Regions from separate parts of the Homo sapiens genome. Here region 2 is linked to region 1. A link is a loop called in an ENCODE intact Hi-C map of the cell type or tissue named here. Cell type or tissue: spleen. All regions are shown on one strand. Each heading gives the region's core, and the rest is flanking DNA. Links, peaks and the distances in the headings are about the cores only. Region 1 has its middle 130 kb from the start of ERVE-5. Region 2 has its middle 85 kb from the start of LINC00906.

The links. Hi-C counts contacts between places; a loop is a spot of excess contacts. Peaks named below come from ENCODE experiments on the same cell type or tissue, not always from the same donor. Only the 100,000 strongest peaks of a DNase experiment are listed, where the experiment ranks them.
Region 2: it touches region 1 in a loop (5-fold over the local background); 77 of 110 quality-filtered maps call a loop at or near these places.

Annotation. Positions count from the first base shown.
Region 1 is chr19:28,730,635-28,742,071 of GRCh38, reverse strand. No RefSeq gene overlaps it. Among named protein-coding and RNA genes, the nearest start is that of ERVE-5, 130 kb to the right of the region's middle. In spleen, for the core only: a CTCF peak has its summit at 4,872 (motif pointing left); no DNase peak of the experiment used is centred there; H3K4me3 peaks cover 417 bases; H3K27ac peaks cover 473 bases.
Region 2 is chr19:28,874,103-28,885,539 of GRCh38, reverse strand. No RefSeq gene overlaps it. Among named protein-coding and RNA genes, the nearest start is that of LINC00906, 85 kb to the left of the region's middle. RefSeq lists enhancers at 1,723-2,472, 3,223-3,972, 3,973-4,724. In spleen, for the core only: CTCF peaks have their summits at 5,990 and 6,190 (motif pointing right); a DNase peak (open chromatin) is centred at 6,169; H3K27me3 peaks cover 2,931 bases.

The DNA of each region.
Region 1 (11,437 bases), core at 1,692-9,691:
TTCTTCTTTTATTCAATAATAACACACTTTTTGGCTTCTTTTTTTCTTCAACTTTTATTTTAGGTTCAGGGGATACGTGTGCAGGTTTGTTACGTGGGTAAATTGCATGTCACTGAGGTTTGGGGTATGAATAATACCATCACCTAGTTAGTGAGCATAGCACCTGATAGGTAGTTTTTAAAACTTTGCCCCCCATCTAACCCTCTCTCCTCTTGTAGCAACCAGCGTCTGTTGTTCCCATCTTTATGTCCATGTGTACTCAATGTTCAGATCCCACTTATATGTGAAAACATGTGGTATTTGGTTTTCTCTTTCTACACTGTTTCACTAAGGATAATGGCCTCCAGTGGCAAAGGATATAATTTCATTATTTTCTATGGTGTGTAGTATTGCATGGTATATATTTACCATATTTTCTTTATCCAGTCCACTATTAATGGGCACCTTGGTTGATTCCCTGTCTCTGCTATGGTGAATGCTGGTGTGGGCATGCATTCTGGTAGAACAGTGTATGTTGCTCTGGGCATATACCCAACAAGGACATTGCTGGGTTGACTGGATAAAATTATCTAGTTTTTTTAAGAACAGAGACATAAAAGAAGTGAGGCCATCCCTGAAGAACACTAACATTTATGAGTCTGGTAGGCTCTGAGCTTTTCTTACTTTTTCTTTTTAAAAATACTTTTTTTTAGAGCAAATTTAAGTGGAGAGTACAGATAGTTCCCTTGTATTAATACATCCTCCGCAGCCTCCCTCATTATCAACATTGTCTGCCGGAGTGGTACGTTTGTTACAACTGAGTCTACATTGCCACATCATTATCACCTAAAGTTTATAATTTATATTAGGGTTCGGTCTTGATGTTGTACATTCTATAGGTTTTGACAAAGGTATACTGTAATTATATGTATCCAGTATTATAGCATCATACAAAAAATTTCACTACTCTAAAAATCCTCTCTACTCTGCCTATTCATCCCACTCTCTGCCCGTAACTCTCAGCAACCACTGATCTTTTTACTGTCTCCATAGTTTTGCCTTTTCCAGAATGACATGTAGTTGGAATTATACAGTATGCACACTCCATGATTCTACATATATGAAACCTAGTAAAGACAAATTTATAATGATAGCAGATCAATGTTTACCAGGGGCTGGAAACAGGGGTTTTAGGAGAAGGCGGTTGACTGGGAAGTGACACAAGGGACTCTTTTGGGATGATGAAAATATTTTATATCTTTGTTGTGGTGATGATTGTACAATTGTATATGTTTGTTGAAACTTTTAAAGTGTACACTTAAAGTGACTGCATTTTATTTATGTAAATTATAAGAATAAAGTTGATGTTAAAAAATAATAGAGATTTCCGCTCACTTTGCATTGTTTCCTCCAGTTGTAACATTTGAAAACTATAGTATAATATAGTATACATTAATATATACTATACTATAGTATATATATAATATACTATAATACAGTATAGCAGATACTATGTTGTGGCATAGTGTTATGCTGCCAAGGATACAGAGAAACTGGATCACTCCAACATTGCTGCTGGAAGTGTAAAATGGTACAACTACACTGAAAAGTAGTTTGTCACTTTCTTAACAAATAAAACCTGTAACTACCATGTGACCCACAACTGTTCTCCTGGGCATTTATCCCTGAGAAATGAAAATTATGCTCATTATACACTATAATATAGTATAATATAGTATCTATTATACCAGGATATTGACATTGATATAATCTACTGACCTTAATCCAATTTCCCTAATTTTGCTGTGCTCATTGTGTGTGTGGATTAAGTATTATATTATTTTAGAATCTGTATAAGTTCATGTCTTCAACACCACAGTTCAGATACTGGTCAGTTCCAGTATCACGAGGATCCCTTATGTTGTAATTTCATAAACACACCCTCCTTCTTTTTCTTCTTATCTACTCCCACCTCTTCCTCCCACTCTGGCTACCACTAATTACTCTTCTATTTCTAAAATTTTGTCATTTCAAAAATGTTATATAAATGGAATTATACAGTATGTAACCTTTTAGAAATGGCTTTTTTGCTCAGCAAAATTCACTGGAGAGTCGCCCAGTTTCTTATGTATAGCAATAGTTTGCTCTTCTTAATTGCTGAATATGGTGTGATGGTCAGTTTTAAGTGTCAATATGATTAAGCCATAGTACCCAGTTATTTAATTAAACACTAATATAGGTGTTGCTGTGAAGGTATTTTGTAGACATGGTTAACATCTATAATGAGTTGATTTTAAGTAAAAGATATTACTCTCAATAATGTCATGGGCCTCATATAAATAGTTGAAGGCCTTAATAGAAAAGACTAGTTTTCCAAAGAAAAAGAAATTTTGCCTCAAGACTTCAGCATCCACTCCTACCTGAGTTTTCAGTCTGCCTGTTTGGTCTACAAAGTTTAAAAATGCCAGCTCCTACAATTGTGTGAGCCAATTTCTAAAAATTTCCCCCTTCTCTCTCTCTCTCTCCCCCCACCCCCTCTATATATAATCTTTTTTTAAAATTTTATTATTATTATACTTTAAGTTTTAGGGTACATGTGCACAATGTGCAGGTTAGTTACATATGTATACATGTGCCATGCTGTTGTGCTGCACCCATTAACTCGTCATTTAGCATTAGGTATATCTCCTAAAGCTATCCCTCCCACCTCCCCCCACCCCACAACAGTCCCCAGAGTGTGATGTTCCCCTTCCTGTGTCCATGTGTTCTCATTGTTCAATTCCCACCTATGAGTGAGAATATGTGGTGTTCAGTTTTTGTTCTTGCGATAGTTTACTGAGAGTGATGATTTCCAATTTCATCTATGTCCCTACGAAGGACATGAACTCATCATGTTTTATGGCTGCATAGTATTCCATGGTGTATATGTGCCACATTTTCTTAATCCAGTCTATCATTGTTGGACATTTGGGTTGGTTCCAAGTCTTTGCTATTGTGAATAGTGCCGCAATAAACATACGTGTGCATGTGTCTTTATAGCAGCATGATTTATAGTCCTTTGGGTATATACCCAGTAAAGGGATGGCTGGGTCAAATGGTGTTTCTAGTTCTAGATCCCTGAGGAATCGCCACACTGACTTCCACAATGGTTGAACTAGTTTACAGTCCCACCAACATAATCTTATATTAATTCTCTTTCTCTGGAGAAGTCTAATTTATACACATGGCTTGAAGGCATCACAATTTGTCTGACAGTTCACCTATTGAAGGACGTCTGGGTTGTTTCCAGTTTAGGGCTATTATGACTAATGTTGCTATAAACATTAGTGTACAGGTGATTGTATAAACACAATTTTCATTTCTCAGGGATAAATGCCCAGGAATACAGTTATGTGTCTTATGGTACTTACATGTTTCATTTTTTTTAGAAAGCACCAAACTATTTTCCAGAGTGTTTGTACCATTTTACATTTCACCAGCAATGTTTGAGTAATCCAGTTTCTCTGTATCGCAGCATTATGCTACTTCTGCTAATTTTTATTCTAATCATTCTGATATGTGTGTAGTAATACCTCATTATGGTTTTAGTTATTTATTTGTTTGAGATAGAATCTCGCTGTGTCATCAAGGCTGGAGTGCAGTGGTGCGATCTCCGCTCACTGCAACCTCCGCCTCCCGGGTTCAAGTGATTCTCCTGCCTGAGCCTCCTGAGTAGCTGGGATTACAGGCGTGCACCACAATGCGCGGCTAATTTTTTCGTATTTTTATTAGAGATGGGGTTTCCCCCTTGTTGGCCAGGCTGGTCTTGTACTCCTGACCTCAGGTGATTCAGCAGCCTCAGCCTCCCAAAGTGCTGGGATTACAGGCGTGAGCCATCAGGTTTCATTTGTCATTTCCCTTATGTTAATGAAGTTGAACATTTTTCATGTACTTATTTGGCATCCTTATATCCTCTTCAGTGAAATGTCTATTTATGTTTTTTGCCTATTTGTCTTTCATTGTTTGTTGTTTTCAGAGTTCTGTGAGTGCTTTATATACTTTAGATAGTTGTCTTTGAGGGGTCACCGCTCTGGCTTGTCTGAACTCCATGTCTCCCATCCCTGTGTGAGTTGTGGTCATCGTTTAACTCTTGGCTCAGCCCATGCAGTTTCACCCTAGTAACATGTGGCTCAGTATTCAGAATCAGACTAGAGTGGCAACCTTCTAAACATTTCTCAAGCTCTTTTTGAAATCAGCTCTTTCTCTTGGTTCTTCTTTTTAAAAATTCCAGCCACTACTGTCTCTCCAAACTGATCTCTCTTTCCCTAACTCGGTGAGATGCTGTGCTCTGTTGAAACTCCCCCTTCCAGTTCTGCAGTCCAGAGGCGCCTGCAGGCAGAAAGCCAGGGGGATTACAGTACTCACAACTTTTGTTTGTCTTCTCTTAGGGATCACAGCCCTGCCGTGATCATTGTTTAAAAACTGTTGTTTCATATATTTTGTCTGGTTTTCTAGTTCCTTATAGTGGGAAGGTAAATTTAACTTCAGTTCCTCATCATAGCTAGAAGCAGACACACTGACCTGTGTTCTCTCCATAGGCCTGATAAAAACATAAACACTGGGTCGTGCAGGGCAGGACTTGGACTGAGAGGGCAGATCACTGGGCATTGGCACTTCTCTTCTTAACTTTCTTCAGAATTTTTCAGTTGTATCCTAGACTAGTTTCCTAGGATACATACATTCAGACATATGGAATTGAACACTTGACCTGCTTGTACAGGCTTGCAAAGACTAGAATATGAACATTAGTTTTACATGATGTGTACATACAAATTTTATATATAGTACTTTACAAAGTGTGCAAGATTTATTTTATTTTGAAAGTTTAAGCTGCCCTCTAGTGGAAAATACATGCCAAGATTTGGGCCTGGCTTTTCTTTGGTTTCGTTTTCATTATGGGAAGCCCTAGATACTCAAATCAGTAGCAGTGAGCTAGTATCTCTTCTCTCCCTGAAGCCGATGGGAGTTGTGGGCTACCTTTCTTTCTTATGGAAGGTGCTCAGGCCCACCCTGGGCCCATGTGGAGCTCTATACAGCTGCAGATAGAGAGACAAGCCTTACCCCAATGGGACCCCTCCTACAATCAGGGGCCCTCTTTCCCTTTCTCTGCTGTTCAGAATATGTGCTGTCTGTCTGGTCCATATTTGCTCTCTGAAATTGATTCACATGAATGTCCAATAATGACTTACAGTAGTACTTGTCTCCTAGGGAATCAAAGCCCTTAGCCACGCTGTTAGTTACCACCCGAAAGGCTGTTCCTGTTCTTAGGGAAGCTGTTGAGATATTTGCAGGCGGAAGAGGGTCACCAATACAATCAGCCTTCACTGACCCTGACTCGGGTAATGATGTCAATGTTGAATCTGCTTCCTGGAAGCATCTGGGCAGAAGCAGCCAGCATGGCCCCAGCCCTGGCTGCTAGACTCTAAACCCAAGTTATTCGGCTAATGACATTGTATTGTTATATATAAAAAGAACCATAGGCAAACCACTATCTGAAAGGTCCACTAGGGGTTAGAGACCATGTTGGTGATGAAAAGAGAATGCAAAGGAAGGAAGGAAGGAAGGGAAAACAAGCAGTAAATTAGAGAATCCGGTAATGATGAAGATGGCAGATGAGAGGCTTTCCGCATGCCACAGCCACAGGGAAATAGAAAAATAGTGCTTAAAGATCAACTCTGTGAATTTTCACTCAAGAAGGAAGACAGGAATTCACCAGACTAGTGAAGGACACACCAGACTCTGGGGAGGGAAAGACGCACAAGCAGCTTCCATGACAGCATTTGGCTGACCAGTGAGTAAAGCCCTTGTCTGCAAGGGTGGCAGCCTGTCTCCCTCTGTGTCTCATCCTTCTGCTAGGGGTCTGTGCAACCCAGGCCAAGACAGAGCACCCCTTTTTTCTCAAGCCCCGGAGCTAGCTTGGGGGAGGCTGAGAGATGGAGGGAGGGAAGACACTGGGAAAAGCTGCTGGCATTTTCCCAGACTTGGGACCGAGAGGATGATACTATTTTTAATCTGGGCTCATACCAAGGCAGTCATTGTGTGGCAACCTGGCAATAATGTCTTCTGCAGACATTTTAGTCTCAGGCCAGAGAGTAGACCATTTGCCCTGGAGCAGGGGAAGGGCCCCCACAGCCAGAATTGAGTGGTGAGTGTGGATACCACTCCAGGAGCAGGCAGTTAAATTAGACTCTCTTGTTACAGGGGGCTGCCGCAGGAGAAGTGCTGAAGAAGAGGTTTCTCCTTAGCAGGAGGACTTGCAGCCAAGGACAGCTTTATGATCTGGAACCAGTCAGTGTGTATCCTTGCTGGGTGCCCCAGTTTGCTCCCTTGATCAGCTGGCAAAGTGTGACCCACCAACTTTGAGGAGTGGAAGGGAGGCACCCTCCCCCTTACCTGCCCCGCACACCTGCGCTGGAGACCTAACCCTTGGTGAGGACAGCCTTTAAGGGAAGTAAGAACACAGCCTGTCAAAGCTTCCCTTGGGTCAAAGGAAATGGAAGCGCAGTGCCAACCACTGGAGGGGGTAACACCAAAGCCTACAAACAAACTTGGAGAGGAGGTCGTCTAATTGCCCCTGTTTCTCCTCAGTGCCTTGCTGTGGATGCAGCCATAGATCTTCCTGTTGGGTCCCGGGAAGCGTGGGCTGAAAGAGGCACTTCTCGAGCTTCTCAAGGGCCTCTACTTCTGCTGAAGAACAGCAGTGCTGGGGGAGGGTGCTCTCGTATGTCTCTATTGCCTCCACCCCTGCTGAGGGTGAGCACAGGCAAAGTGAGACCCTCCTGCTGGCTCTTGCCCTGAAGTGCCATCGACTTGACTGCAGTCTGAATTATAGCACCAAATGAAAACACATTGCTACACCAAGCAGTTTCCTAGAAAGCCACCATATGAATCTGTCTGCAACCAAGGAACCCAGGCCCTCTGATAGCTCTCAGACATAAAGCCAATTGATCATACACAACATAAACCACAGTCAAATTCTCAAAGGAAAAAACAATAAGAAATCAAAATGCCCCATCCAAATGGTAGCACATTTGAAAAATAAAGTGTCAACTTTCTCAGATGAGAAGAAATCAGCACAATAACTCCAGTAATACAAAAAGCCAGAGTGTTTTGTCACCTCCAAAGTATCTTACTAGCTCCCAAGAAGTGGATTCTAACCAAAAAGAAATGTCTGAAATGACAGAAATATAATTCAGAGTGTGAGTGGCAAAGAAACTCAACAAGATCTAAGAGAAAGTTGAAATCCAACACAAAGGAAACAGAAAAGTGATTCAGGATTTGAAAGACAACATAATTATGTTATGAAATAAACAGAACTTTTGGAATTGAAAATTTTAAAAATTCACTACAGGAACTTCAAAATACACTGAAAACCTTAGCAACAGGATAGACCAAGCAGATGAAAGAATCTCAGAGTTCAAAGATTGGTTCTTTGAATCAACCCCAACAAAAATAAAGACAAAAAATGTTTAATGAACAAAGCTTTTGAGAAACATGAGATTATGTAAAGCAATAAAAATCTAAGACATATTGGCACTCTTGAGAGAGAAGAAGAGAAAGTAAGCAGCTTGGAGAATATATTTGAGAATATAATTCAGGGAAGTTTCCCCAACTTTTCTGTAGAGGTCAACCTGCAGATATAAGAAATCCAGAGAACTCCTGCAAGATAACTATAAAAGACACCTATCCCCAAGGCGCGTAGTCAGACTATCCAAGGTCAGTGTGAAAGAAAAAAATCTTAAAGTCAGCTAAAGAAAAGGGTCATGTTAACTATGAGGGGAAACCCAGCAGATGAACAGCAGACTTCTCAGCAAAAACCTTGCAAGCCAGAATAGATTGAGGCCCATATTTAGCATCCTTAAAGAAAAGAAATGCCAGCCAAGAATTTTATATGCTGACAAACTAAGCTTCATAAAGCAGAAGTAAAGTCTTTCCCAGAAAAACAATAGCTGAGGGAATCTATCACCACCAGACCAGGCCTACAAGAGATGCTTAATGAAGTTCTAAACATGGAAATAAACTCACTACCAAACAAACAAGAACAACAAACAAACAAAAACAACTACTCACCAAAAAAAGCCCTGGACTACAGCTGAATTCTACCAGACACATAAAAAACAGCTAGTACCAATCCCACTGAAACTATTCAAACAAAATTGAAGAGGAGGGATTCTTTCCTAAAACATTCCATGAAACCAGTATCATCCTGATATCAAAATCTGGCAAAGACACAACCGAAAAATAAAATTACAGGCCAATATCCCTGATGAACATACATTCAAAAGTCCCCAACAGAATACTAGCAAACTAAATTTAGCAGCACATCAGAAACTTAGTTCACACATGATCAGATGGGCTTTACTTCTGGAATGCAAAGTTAGTTTAATGTATGCAAATTAATAAATGTGATTCAACTTATAAACAGAATTAAAAACAAAAACTATAGAATTATCTAATAGATGCAGAAAAAGCATTCGATAAAATCCAGCATTTGTTCATGATAAAAACCCTCAAATAACTAGTCATAAAAGGAACGTGCATCAAAATAATAAGAGCCATCTATGATAAAGCAACAGCCAACATCATATTGAATGGCCAAAAGCTGGGCCATTTCCCCTAGGAACTGGAACACAACAAGGATATTCAGTTTCACCACTTTTATTCAACACAGTACTGGATGTCCTAGCCAGAGCAATAAGGAAAGAGCAAGAAGTAAAAGGCATTAAAATAGGAAAAGAAGTAGTCATGTTTTCTCTCTTTACTGATTATATAATCCTGCACCTAAAAAAGCCCAAAGACTCCACCAAAAGCCCAAAGACTCTAGACCCAATAAATGACTTCAGTAAAGTTTCAGGACACAAAATCAACATACAAACATCAGTAACATATCTCTACACTAATAATGTTCAAGCCGATTACCAAGTAAAGACTGAAATCTTATTTACAATAGCCACACACAAAAAAATACCTAGTAATATATCTAACCAAGAAGGTGAAAGAGCTCTGCAAGGAGAATTACAAAACATTGCTGAAAGAAAGCATAAATGACACAAACAAATGGAAAACATTCCATACTCATGGATTGGAAAAGTGGATATCATTAAAATAGCCATACTTCCCAAAGCAGCCTACATGGTTGCAAAAAAAAAAAAAGAGAGAGAACATTTATCCACTGTTGGTAGGAATGTTTGGCCACTTTGGGAAACAGTTTAGAGATTTCTCAAAGGACTAAATATAAAACAATCATTCAACCCAGCAGTCCTATTATTGGGTATATACCTAAAGGAAAAGAAATCATTCTACCTAAAAGACAACTGCACTCGTATGTTCATTGCAGCACTGTTCACAATAGGAAAGACATGGAATCAACCTAGGTGCCTATCAGTAGTGGACTGGATAAAGAAAATGTACTGCATATATACCATGGAATATTACACAGCAATAAAAAAGAATGAAATCATCCCCTTTGCAGCAGTATAAATGCAGCTGGAGGCCATTATCCTAAGCAAACTAATGCAGAAATAGAAATGCATATATTGCATGTTCTCACTTATAAGTGGGAGCAAAACATTGGGTTTACATGGACATAAAGATGAGAACAATAGACACTGGTTACTCCAGAAAGTGGAAGAAAAGGAGGAGGGCAAGGGTTGAAAAACTACCTATTGGGTACTGATATGGTTTGGCTCTGTGTCCCCATCCAAATCTCATGTGGAATTGTAATCTCCATGTGTCAAGAGAGGGAACTGGTGGGAGGTGGTTGGATCATAGGGGCAGATTTCCCTTTTCCTGTTCTCATGATAGTGTGTCCTCACAAGATCTGGTTGTTTAAAAGTATGTGCTGCTGCTGCCTCCTCCTCCTCCTCCTTCTCCACCTCCTCCTCCTCCTCCTCCTTCTTTCTCCTTCTCCTTCTTTCTCTCTCCCTCTCCTGCCACCATGTAAGATGTGACTTGCTTCCCCTTCGCCTTCCTCCATGATTGTAAGTTTCCTGAGGCCTCCCCAGTCATGCAGAACTGTGAGTCAATTAAACCTCTTTTCCTTATAAATTACATAGTCTCAAGTGGTTATTTATAGCAGTGCGAAAACTGAAAAATACAGGTACTGTGTTCACTATTTGGGTGTCAGGATCAATAGAAACCCAAACCTTAGCATCATGCAATATGTCCTTGCAAGAATCCCACATCTGTGCCCTTGAATCTAAAATTTAAAAGAAAAAGGACAGACACACACACAGATACAAACAGTATTAATTTAGTTTTTCCCTTTACTAAATCCGTCCTAGTGGTAGGTGCCAGCAACGCAATAAGGAACATGACACGTTTCTTGCCTTCAAAGAGTGCACAGCCTCTGTGACAATGCACCATGCAGACTAGGTCTTAGATGTCTCAAACTGGTGGTCTGCAGATAGGTTTTATTTGGTGGGCATACTGTTTGAATTTTTAAAAACTAGATGTTAACATTTTAATATGGAAATTGTCTCACTACATTTAGCTTTATGGCTTCTCTTGGAAGGCCCACGTGGCAACATTGGCTCATCTCCTGCCCACTGGAGAAAGAGCAGCACTCACTTCTCTGCTTTGTGTCTTTGGTCTAGACTTTCGATATTTAAGTTTGAGACCCCTAGACCAGGAGCAGCAAGAGGAGAGCAGTCAATTCTGAAGGGCTGGGGCAGGTGGAGGCTTGAGTGTGACTTCCTAGATGCTGCCCCAGCAGCCCTAGGGGAGATGGTGGCGGCCCACACAGGCCGTGGTTGGGGAGTGGGACATGGTGAGAGACATCTAAACTGGAGGATGGGCTGTGCTTAGGTGTGGCTTTGCAGCATTGTGGAGGTGGAGGTGAACCACAGGTAAGAACCCCAGGTCAAGTTTTCCAGCAGGAATATGAAAATTAAACAGCCTCAGGAAAGACATGAGTTCTGAAGGCCTTTGCATCAAATGTGAATGATGTCACTTGGGGACTGTGGAACTTGTTGAACACAGATTCTGATCCAGCAGCTCTGGGGGATGGGTTGGGGAGGGAGGGAGGGGCTCTGTATTTCTAACAATCTCCTGGTCCCTGGACTACATTTTCAGTAGTTGGAGCTTGGAACAGAAATTGCAATCTGGTGGGCCATGGGCCAATTTGGCCCAGGAAGTGAAGTTTTTCTGGCTTACATGGTATTTAATTTTTTTAAAAATTAGTTGCTAACAGTTTAAAATCAAGTGTTTTGCATAAAATCTGAATTTGTTCCCCCTTCATTTTCTGTCACATCATTGAATTTCTTTTATTTTTTGCATTTTTTATAATTGAAATTTGCTTGTGAATTGATTTTTTTTTTTTTTACTTTTTCATCATGTGCAGGCTGGGATGTTGGCTGTCTTATTTGCCCTGTTACCCTAGAATGTAGAACAATGTCTGGCCCACAGTCTATTCTATATA
Region 2 (11,437 bases), core at 1,504-9,503, 140 kb before region 1:
GGACAGACCAAGAATTAATGTCTACTTGGCTGGCCTCCAGCCATGCTCCCCTGCACCAGTCCAAGAGAGGTAAAAACTGTGGGGTTGGAGAAGGTCAAAATGGACCAGTTATTCTCCAGCAGAAACCAGGAGCACTGCCTACACAACGCCACCTATTCCTGAGGGCACAAATGGCAGGTGCGTAACAGGAGCACAGCCCACACAACACCATCTATCACTCAGGGCATGAGCGGCGGGTGTGCAAGAGGAGGGTTGCGATGTCCCTGGAGAGATTGGATAGCAAGAGCAGCTAAGCCTCTGATGGGGCTCTGGACAGGCAGCATGTCCCCTATGAGAGGTCACATTGTCACAAAGGAGAAAGGATCCCTCGACTGACGAAGCGCATGTGCAAAAACCACAGGGCCAGCTCGCAGGAGAGCTGAGATTGAGCTACTAGATTAGAGGGTGCTTGATGTGTTTGGATATTTGTCCTTTCCAAATCTCATGTTGAAATTTGATCCCAGTGTTGGAGGTGGGGCCTGGTGGGAGGTGTTTGTGTCATAGGGGTGGATCCTTCATGAATGGCGTGGTGCCCTCCCTGCAGCAATGAGTTCATGTAAGAGCTGGTGGTTTAAAAGAGCCTGGCGCAAGGTTGCGTGGAAAAGGGAATTCCTGTACACTGTTGGTGGGAGGGTGACCTAACTCAGCCATTGTGGAAAGCAGTGTGACAATTCCTCAAAGAACTTAAACAGAATTACCATTTGACCCAGAAATCCCATTACTGGGTAATTCCCAAAGGAAAATAAATCACTCTACCATAAAGACAAATGCACACATATGTTCACTGCAGCACTATTCACAACAGCAAAGACATGGAATCAACCCAGGTGCCCATCAACAGTAGACTGAATAAAGAAAATGTGGTACATATGCACCATAGAATATTATGCAGCCATAAAAAATGAGATCATGTCTTTTGCAGGAACATGGATGGAGCTGGAGGCCTTTATCCAATGTGAATTAATGCAGAAATAGAAAACCAAGTCCCGCATGTTCTTCTTTATAAATGGGAGCTAAATGATAAGAACCAATGGGCACAAAGAGGGGAACAACAGACACCGAGGCCTGCTTGAGGGTGGAAGGTGGGAGGAGAGAGAGGATCAGGAAAAATGTCTACAGAGTACTATGCCCATTATCTGAAATAATCTGTACATCGAACCTCCATGACACACAGTTTACCTATATAACTAACTTGCACATGTGCCCTTGATCCTAAAATAAAAGTTAAAAATAATCACACAAAAAATACAATAAATAATAAAATAAAAGAGCCAGGCACCTCTCTTGCTCCCTGTTTCGCTCTGTGAGATGCCGGCTTTACTTCCCTTCTGCCATGAGTAAAAGCTTCCTGAGGCCTCCCCAGAAGCAGATGAGGGCACCACGCTTACTGTACACCCTGCAGAACCATGGCCAATTATACATTTTTTTGATAAATTGCCCAGTCTCAGATATTTCTTTATGGCAACACAAAACAGACTCATGTGGCATCCCACGAGGTTTTGCAGAAAAGAGAAGGAAAGAGAGGAGGGCTGGAAATTGACAGGTTGTCCCAGGCAAAGGGGTGGGCAAAGAGATACATTCATAGGGGAAGGTGAGCGAATGAGCTGATTAGTGGGGTTGGAGAAAGGGGTGCTTCAGGCAGTGATAGGCAGACAGGATGCTGTCATCTTAGAATATGCGTGCACACACACGCAAACACACACACTTACCCCTCCGGTAGCATGCAAGCTGGCGTCACCCTGGCTTAACAGTAGATCCCAGGAGCACAGAAGCTGCCTTCACCCCAAGGAGCACAGCTTCTCACCTCCGTGCTCTTTCATTGCAATTCCCTGCCTTCCAGCAAGTGTCCGATGCCTGCTTAACATTATGCGAGGCAGGCTGTCAGTGAGAGAGGCTCAAGCCTGCTGCAGGGACTGCCTCTCAGGAAAGAGAAAACAAAGCCAGAGCCTTAAAAATAGAGCTGTCCACTGATGGAATTCTCTCCTGCTGCCATGACCAAATATTTGGTCACAAGGGAAGCGGCTGATCAGACACACTCCCAGCAAGGTCACGAGGTGCTCAGAGAACACACACTGAGGCAGGCTGCTGGCACGGCTCCCCTCGCCCCTGGACCCTCGAGGTCCCCAAAAGAGAGGGAGGGAGGGCCGCTCCAGTGCCAATCTGTAACCACAAAGCATGCCTTTGCTCTTATGATGCTGGAGACCAGCCTAGCCCTGAAGTCAGCTGCTTGCACAGACAACATTCATTCATTCAGACACAAATGAGATCAGTTCTTATCCAAATCACAGGTCAATAGGATTTGGGAAGCTGCAGAGTCCTAGAGATTACATTATTTTAAAGACTGCAGAGTTCAATACAGCGAGATTCAAAACAGAGGGAGGATTTTGTTGTCATACAGATGTCCACCCCTCCCCACACCGCACCGTGACGCCTGCCTGCTCCAGTTCTCCTGGTGTGTGGCTTCCCACTGTTCACTTCCCAGGCAGCTTGTCTGGATCTCTTGCAAGAGCAGGGCCTGGAGCCTGGTGACCTTAGCTGCCGCAGGGCCCAGCACACAGTCGGGGCTCCATGAAACCCCAGGAGGAAGGGATGGAGAGGGAAGGAGGCCATGTGTCCCAAAGGGGAACCCTGGGGGAGTGGTCCTTTCCTATCTGCCACTGGTGCCTGGAAAAGAGAGAGTAGAAAATCCCAGCCCCAGCTGGCACATTGCTCTGAGCCCAGGGCCTGTCCCTCCAGGAAGACAGTGCGGCCACCATTGGCCCACGGGCACTGCCTCAGCTGAGGCCCCTTCTAGCTCTCTGTCTTCTTCTTTGGAAGCCCCCGCGGACCCTGCCTCACACTGTTCTGGGCGCGTCTGTTCCCTGTGGGTATTTGCCTTCTGAGGTTGCAGCCACAGGGGCAGGGCAGCAGAACAGCAGGATCCCACCCACATGTATTGAACTGAGCTGATTTGTCACTTTGTAAAAAGCTTGTTTCAGGTAGGCATGGTGTTGGGCCTGTGGTCCCAGCTACTTGGGAGGCTGAGGCAGGAGGATCACTTGAGTCCAAGAAATGGAGGCTGTGGTGAGTCATGATTGCACCACTGCACTCCAGTCTGGGCCACAGAGTGGGACTCTTGTCTTTAAAAGAAAAAAAGATGTAAAAGCCTAGTGCATTGATAGGTTAGGTAGCCCCCAAATTCGTTTCTTGAGACAGAGTCTCGCTCTGTCACCCAGGCTGGAGTGCAGTGGCGTGATCTTGGTTCATTGCCACCTCCACCTGCTGGGTTCAACCGATTCTTCTGCCTCAGCCTCCTGAGTAGCTGGGATTACAGGTGCTTACTACCATGTCCAGCTAATTTTTGTATTTTTAGTAGAGATGAGGTTTTACCATGTTGGCCAGGCTGGTCTCGAACTCCTGACCTCAGGTGACCCGGCCACCTTGGCCTTCCAAAGTGCTGGGATTACAGGCATAAGCCACTAAGCCCAGCCCCAAATTCTGTTTTAAACACAAGCTAGAGTCAATGTCCACACTGGAAGTCATTTTCAAGGGGGAGATCAGAAAGCAGCCGGGGAAGTGGCTACTTTGAAGCAAAGTGACTGACATTTTAGAGCAATTAATAACTGTGTTTCCCCAGAGACAAGCCGCGGGTGCGGGGAGCGGAAGTCGCTCCTCTCATTGTTCCTCCTGTGCTTGGGCAGTGGGCTGGAACCCTCTGGGCAGCTTCTCAACTCAGCATGTCTTGCTGATCTATTAAGTTGAACATTAATCATTAGTAGAGCTCATCTTCTTTCCCTGAATTTAATTTCATTAGTTATACTTTCTTTCCCTATTAGAACAGTCTCTGACGCATTTGCTTAGAAGGCAAATGGGCACCGGCCCTGTCCCCCACCTCTCCTGGATGGAGACTTTCCTGTAATGGCACCGACAATTGTCAACATGTCCAGGTCAGGCTGGTTGATCTGGATACAATCAGAACTCAAATCTTTTCTTATGAACTCTCAGGAACTCTCTCTAAGAAAATCAGGGCCACTGTGGTTTTGTTACTGGAAAGGGGTTTCAATCCAGACCCCAAGAGAGGGCTCTTGGATCTTGCACAAGAAAAAAATGGGGGCAAGTCCACAGAGTAAAGCAAAAGCCAGTTTATTAAGAAAGTATAGGAATAAAGCAAGGGCTACTTCGTAGACACAGCAGGGCGCTCCCAAAGGCAAGAGGAGGAACGCATCCATCTTAGCTGAAATGCTTGATTATATATAGAATAACAAAGCAAAAGCTGTGGGGGATGTGCTCCACTACCAGGGCTGTGTCAAAGGAGTGCTAATCTTTGTGTAACTACCATCTTCACAAGAATCTGCATCTTTAAAGCGAAACTTATTCTTAAACTAAGAATGCTTTTGTTCTTAAGATATCGGGACATTAGGACATTTCCTGGGTCGGTTAAGTCTTGGGTCTGTTTGGTCAACATGAATTCAACTATTCCTTTAACCATAAACCTCATGTGGCTAAGAATGCCTGACCTCCCGGGAACAGGCCAGCGGATCTCAGTTTCCATTTTTATCCAGCCCCTATTCAAGATGGAGTCACTCTGGTTCAAACATCTCTGACAGTTTTAAACCAAAAAATAGGATACCCAATCTCTGGGTTCCGTTGTCTTTAAAAATATATGCAAAAAACACATCAGGAAACTGCAGGCAATGGGGTCCCAGGATTGCCACTTTAGACCTGGACAGGCGCTAGGGCAGGACAGGGGCCTGTGCCACTGGAGATTAGAAGTGGGAGTTTGACAGGAGGGAGCCCCAGGAGAAAGTCATTTCTTCATCCATCTGCTTGTCCATCCATGATTTAATGCTATTCTTCCAGGCTGTACATCATGTGTGGTGAGGGTTCAAGGATGTCCAAGGCAAGTGTTCTGGCCTCCTTGTCTTCCTTGCTCCCTCCCTTGAAGAAATATTTGAGTGTCTTATCTACGCCCTAGCACTGTGCCCAGTGCTAAGTATCCAGTGATAAGGTTAAAACAACAAACTTACAACCAGTATGGAGAACAGTTTGGAGGTTCCTCAAAAAGCTAAAAATAGAGCTACCATGTGATCCAGCAATCCCACTGCTGGGCATAGACCCCAAAGAAAGAAAATCAGGCTATTGATGAGATCTCTGCACTCCTATTTTTATTGCAGCACTGTTCACAATAGCCCAGACTTGGAAACAACCTGTCCACCAACAGATGAATGGATAAAAAACATGTGGTCCATGTACACAATGGAGTGCTTACTACTCAGCCATTAAAAAGAATGAGATTCTGTCATTTGCAACCACATGGATGGAACTGGAGGTCATTATGTTGAGTGAAATAAGCCAGGCACAGAAAGATAAACTTTGCCTGCTCTCACTTATTTGTTGGGGCTAAAAATGTAAAACAATTGAATTCACAGAGATAGAGAGCAGAAGGATGGTTACAGGGGCTGGGAAGGGTTGGGGGAGGGGAGAGTGTGCATGGTTAATGGGTATAAAAACATAGAAGGAATAAAATCTAGTATTTGATAGCACAACAGGGTGACTACAGTTAACAATCATTTATTGTACATTTCAAAATAACTAAGAGTATTTTGCTTATAACACAATGAAAGGTAAATGCTTGAGGTGATGGACACCCCACTTACCCTGATGGGATTATTATACACCGCATGCTTGTATATATGTGTGTGTATGTATGTATATGTATATATATATGTATATATATATGTATGTATGTATATGTATATGTGTGTATGTGTGTGTGTATATATATATATATATATATATATATATATATATATATGTATTTTTTTAAAACAGCCAAGTTCTTGTTTCCAGAAGGCAGCCCAGCTAAGGTGGAAACCAATAGAAGCACAGTGCACCTAGATCCACACTCTGCTGAGAGCTTCAGTGAAAGAGAACTGAGTGCCTGAGAAAGGCAACTAGGATTGGGATAATAATCAAATCCAGTTTGAGAAAAGAGAAGGGCGCTCCACACAGGTGGGAGAGAGGGAGTGCGTGGATGGAGCCGACCGTCTTACAGTCTTGGAGGAATTAAGGTATCACAGAGGTAGGGTCCAGCCACTTCAGTCCTTCCTAGAAATTTAATATATTTAATATGACTATAGCTCAAAAGCCCACCAGGGGGCGATGCAGGACAACTTATTGCTTAGCGCTAGCAGGGCTACATCCATGATTTGTGTAATTCACAATGAGTGCCTTAAAACTCTGGGTGGGGTGAAAAACTCCTGAAAATTGGAGGCCCAGGGCAGTCCGATGATAATCCTAAATAACAGCTTGAAAGGGACTGAGCTAGGAGTCCAGCGACAGAGATTCTAGTTCCATTCAGCTCTTGCATTTATTTTTCCTATGGCATATTTCTTAATCCCCCCTAGACCTGGGTCCTCAAGGGTCAGAGGAGAGGAGTGGGCCAGCACATCCCTGAGCTTTTCCTGGTGCAGGCTCCTGCCTGTGCTGCTGGGAGTGCAGTGATGTCTGTGGAGCTGTAGAGGGAAGAGGCGCTCCCGCGCTGAGTCTACAGGTGCTGTTTGCTCCAGTGAGTTTGAGAGGTTTTCTAAGGAGACAGACACATGGCTTTGGAAATTAACACTTTAGTTTTTTATTTTTATTTTTATTGTTAAATAGAGATTGGGTCTCACCATGTTGCCTAGGTTGGTCTCAAACTCTTGATTTCAAGTGATCCTCCCTCCTTGGCCTATCAAAATGCTAGAATTATAGACTTGAGCCACCACACCTGACCAGAAATCAACAATTCAACCTGTGGTTTTAGAAAAGGTCTGAAGCACATCACTGGCATCCTTTCCTCCGACCCTCTCCCCGTTGTGCCAGCCTCACCCTGTCTTCTCCCTCATCCCATATTCCTCACCAGGTGACAGGGGAGCGGGAGGCACGGCTTAGAAGCCCAGAGCCTGGAGTTCAGATCCAAGATTTCCAGAGACTCGGGGAGGGCTTCTAAGTCCCCTGACCAGCAGCAGGAAAAAGGGCCCAGTCTGTGGCCATGGTTCCTTCCTCAGGCAGGAACATCCAGGTCATGTTCTCCACCCTTCAGAGAGCTGCCAGAAGCCCATCCCAGGTGGGCCTCCTACCCCTAACTAACTGCAGTCCTGCAGCTGCCCAAAAGCTTGAGCCAACATTTGCTGTGTGGAAGAGGAATCCTAATTCAAAAAGAAGTTAAGGGCAGAGAAGGCCGTTTTCTGTGGAGAGCTCCCCCCTCTCCAAAACATCCCCCAGTAGGTTGGCCACCAGTCACCTCACCATCTGATGGACAAATGAGTTTTGGAAGACAGGCTGGTTAATCTCATTTACAATAGCAAATTAATTCCTGCTGGGGCCATACAGAGCCAGTTTCAGAGGGACGTTTTTACAAGTGTCTGCTCCACTCTATGGGGCATGGTTAGCAGACAGCTGCATGGCACAGCCATCTGAACTCAACAACTTTCAGCCCAGAGGGTTGTGGAGGGGCCTTACTTGGCCTTTGGGTGCAGACATTTCTGCTCATCCCCTGAGATCTCACAGATACTGTGCAGGTTGAGGTGGTCAGGGGAATTTGTCAGCCAGGCAAATTGCACAGTGGAGAGAAGCCTGGAGCATGGGCAGTGCCGCATGAATGCATGCTGAAGAGGTGAAGAAAAGGCTGAAGGAAAAGATCTCAGCCCTTCTCTTTTGGTAGACATTCATTCCATCATTCAGCACTTCCTGGGGGTCTACCATAGACCGAGGACTTTGCAGGAACCAGGCATTTGTAAGACCAGGTCCCTTAACAGGGTCACGAAACCCAACTCGTTCTTTTTCAAGGGGAAAAAACCACAATCACAGTGACTTGGGAAAACAACACAAGAACAAAATCCCCTAAAATTTACAAAAAGAGGTCTTGGTTAATTCACACAGCTACACACTCACAGGGTCTAAAAGGTGGTCACTGACAGATTCAGGCATTCAGAGCCGGGAGTTGGTCTCCATTGCCTCCTTCTGCTTTACTCAAAGTTGGCTTTGTGCTTGGGCAGGATTTCTCCCATCCCAACCAAAAATGGGCCAATATTTCAAGCCCAGATCTAGAGACCTACCCGCCTTGGACCCACGTATGTCCCGTGCTCACTTGTGAATCAATCACTGTGGCCTTGAAGTAGAATAAGATTGGTCAGCCCAGACAATATGCTGTAGGATCAATCCCACCACACCACACGGATTAGGACTGGGTGGCACAAAATTTCCCAAAATAAAACCAGGATGCCATGAGCAGGAGAAGGGTGAATGGGTCCCAGACTAGCCACAGGGATTACTCTACTCATGCAAACAAGGAATGTGGATAGGGAGGAAGCTCTGGGAGAGGGGCTAGTACAAGCGGGGGGAGTAAGACAAGACAAGAGCTCACAGGCAAATAGACCAAAGGATGCTTGAGTAAAACTCTGAAAGATGAATACAGGTCCATCATGGACAAAGAGAGCCATCGCAGACAGAGCTGAGGGTGTGCGCAGTGACCTAAATACACACACATACATAAGTGCACACACAAATACACACGCATGCACACACATACACACACACAGACACTAACCCACGTGTGCAAATACATGCACACACACACGTACATACACACACACATGCACCCTTACACACAGACCCAAAGAGTGTCAGCCCTGTAACTGCAGATTCTTGGCTAGATGTGTTACACATCTTGTTTCAATTTAATCACTGCAATAACCCTGTGAGAAAGCTAACATTTCATAAGGTTTGGGGTGAGGCTTGTGTTCTTTTCTTTTCTTTTTTTTTTTTTTTTGAGACAAGGTCTCACTTTGTCACCCAGGCTAGAGTGCAGTGGCATGATCTCGGCTCACTGCAACCTCTGCCTCCCAGGCTCAAGTGATTCTCCCGAGGAGTTGGGACTGCAGGTGCCCACCACCACACCCGGCTTATTTTTAAATTTTTGTGTAGAGATGGGAATTTTCCATGTTGCCCAGGCTGGTCTCAAACTTCTGGCCTCAAATGGCCCACCTGCCTCGACCTTCCAAAGTGCTGGGATTACAGGAATAAGCCACCACACCTGGCCATATGTTTGCTTATTTATTTATTTATTTTTATTTTATTTTATTTTATTTTTTGAGACGGAGTCTTGCTCTGTCAGCCAGGCTGGAGTGCAGTGGTGCAATCTTGGCTCACTGCAAGCTCTGCCTCCCGGGTTCACGCCAGTCTCCTGCCTCAGCCTCCCAAGTAGCTGGGACTACAGGTGCTCACCACCATGCCTGCCTAATTTTTTTTGTATTTTTAGTAGAGATGGAGTTTCACCATGTTAGTGAGGATGGTCTCGATCTCCTGACCTTGTGATCTGCCCACCTCAGCCTCCCAAAGTGCTGGGATTACAGGTGTGAGCCACCGCGCCCAGCCTATATTTGCATTTTTAACAAGTTCCGTGGTGATGCTGAGCCTGCTGTTTCAAAGCCCACTCTCAGAGACCATTGTCCTACTGTACAGTAAGGCACGCTAGCAGGAAGTCAAGAGGGCATCCAGTCAGTGAATCTGCAGAACCTTTATATGTAGGGGATTTTATTTGGAGCTTGAAATCAAATGTAAAAGAAGTGTCAAATATAGGGGCCCAACTACACTGAGAGAACACAGTGCCCTGTCCTTGATCTCAGGAACAACCCATATATCTGAGAAGACCCAGAAAGCTGGAACATACCTGGGGCTGTGTTTTTAGCTGTTTGATATGGGCATGGGTGGTGCCAATCACTCAGTGTGAAATCGTAAGGAAGTTGGCTTTGTACCAGGGATCCCAAATTGTGATTCCTGAGAAACAACCCAAACCCACCTCCAGCCTGCTGTCTTCCTCCTCTGGAGTGGGACAGGCATGCACCATGGCCAAAGAACCCCGGGTATATCTGCCTTTAGGATAACTCTGTGGAGGCTGCTCAGAACGACTTAATTCCTGTTCTTCACAAACCCCGAGGAGGCACACGGGGAGAATGGCCCATGCTAATGGCAGCATTTTCTCTTTTCAAGTTCAGTCAATTTATCCTTTTGCACCCACCTCCATTCCTCATCTCTCCTTCCTCCACTCCAAATCTGGGTCAGCTGGGAACCACATCACAAATATGGTCCATCTATACTTCTGGGGGTTCAGGGAGCAGTCACTAGCCTCCTGCCACCTGGAGGCAGTAAGACGCCCAAGGTCGGGGGAGCCTGACGTGCTAACGCCTGACTACGGAAAGCAAACACCGTGTCCAAAGGCAGAATTGCTGCTGTATCAGTCAGGATACTGATGCAGGAATCAGAAACCACTCCAGCTATTTCAAGAAAAGGGGGCGAATACTGGAAATGAGGCGCTTCCAAAACCCCTGGAAGGCCTGCAGGGGCAGGCTCTGTAGGACTGGGACCCAGGACCTCACCGCAGAACTGGCCCATCCGGAAAACTGCATGCTGCTTTTGCTATAATCACACAGGAGGTGAATCGTCATGTCTTATCCTAAGCACTAGCTCCAGGTTCCACCAGCTTGGCAGTGATACGGGGATCAAGCAGCGCCTCTGCACCTGCTGCAAACACACCAGCGAAACGGCTGCCTCCCCTCTTTCATGCAACTTGGCCGCAAGTCAAGTCTCATAGGACACCTGGTTGGTGGAACCTCAATCAGATACAGAGCCCTAGCTGGGAGGGGCCTTGGAGTTGGAGTTTTGCTTCCCCCACCCCTGCAGTAAAGGAACACCCACTAGAAAGGACTAGAACAGATGTCGGGTGAACCAATCTACTGTATCCCTCCTGGGGCCTGGGGCCTCAGAACGCTTAGTGTCCAAAGTAAATTCACCACAAACTGGTCAAGAACAAAGCAGATTTACTGCTTCATAAAACTAGAAAACCAAACACATATGTGACTTTCAGGTGTGGTTTGATCCAGGGACTCAGAAAAAAAAGTCACTGGAGCTTCATGTCTATCTCTTGACCCGGCTTCCCAGCCTAGGTCTCGGGCTTCAGCTTTTGGATAAAGGATTTAAAAAGGCACCATCTCCCCATCCCCCCAGCATCCAGTCCACTGGGAAAAAGTCATTGCTCTCAGTAGCACCTGTGCTCATCCTGGGGACATTCTCATGGGACCGGCTTGGGTTACAAGATGTGCCATGAAGTAATCACCATCTCCAGGGGTATCTGAAGGGCTGATTGCTCCAGGCGCCTTGAACCAGAGGGCCCCAGAGCCTACCTGGAGCGTGTGGACTAAGCTTGGAGTTGGTGTTGGTTTTCTGGGAGACCATATGTTTGACCTTGAAGATAGAAAAACACAACACACTCACCTCTTCTGGGATCTCCTGCCATCCCCTCCATCTCTTCCACCCCCTCCTGCCTTCTATACTATGAGTGAGTTGGGCCACTAGACACGGCAAATGCTCCCGACAGACCTGG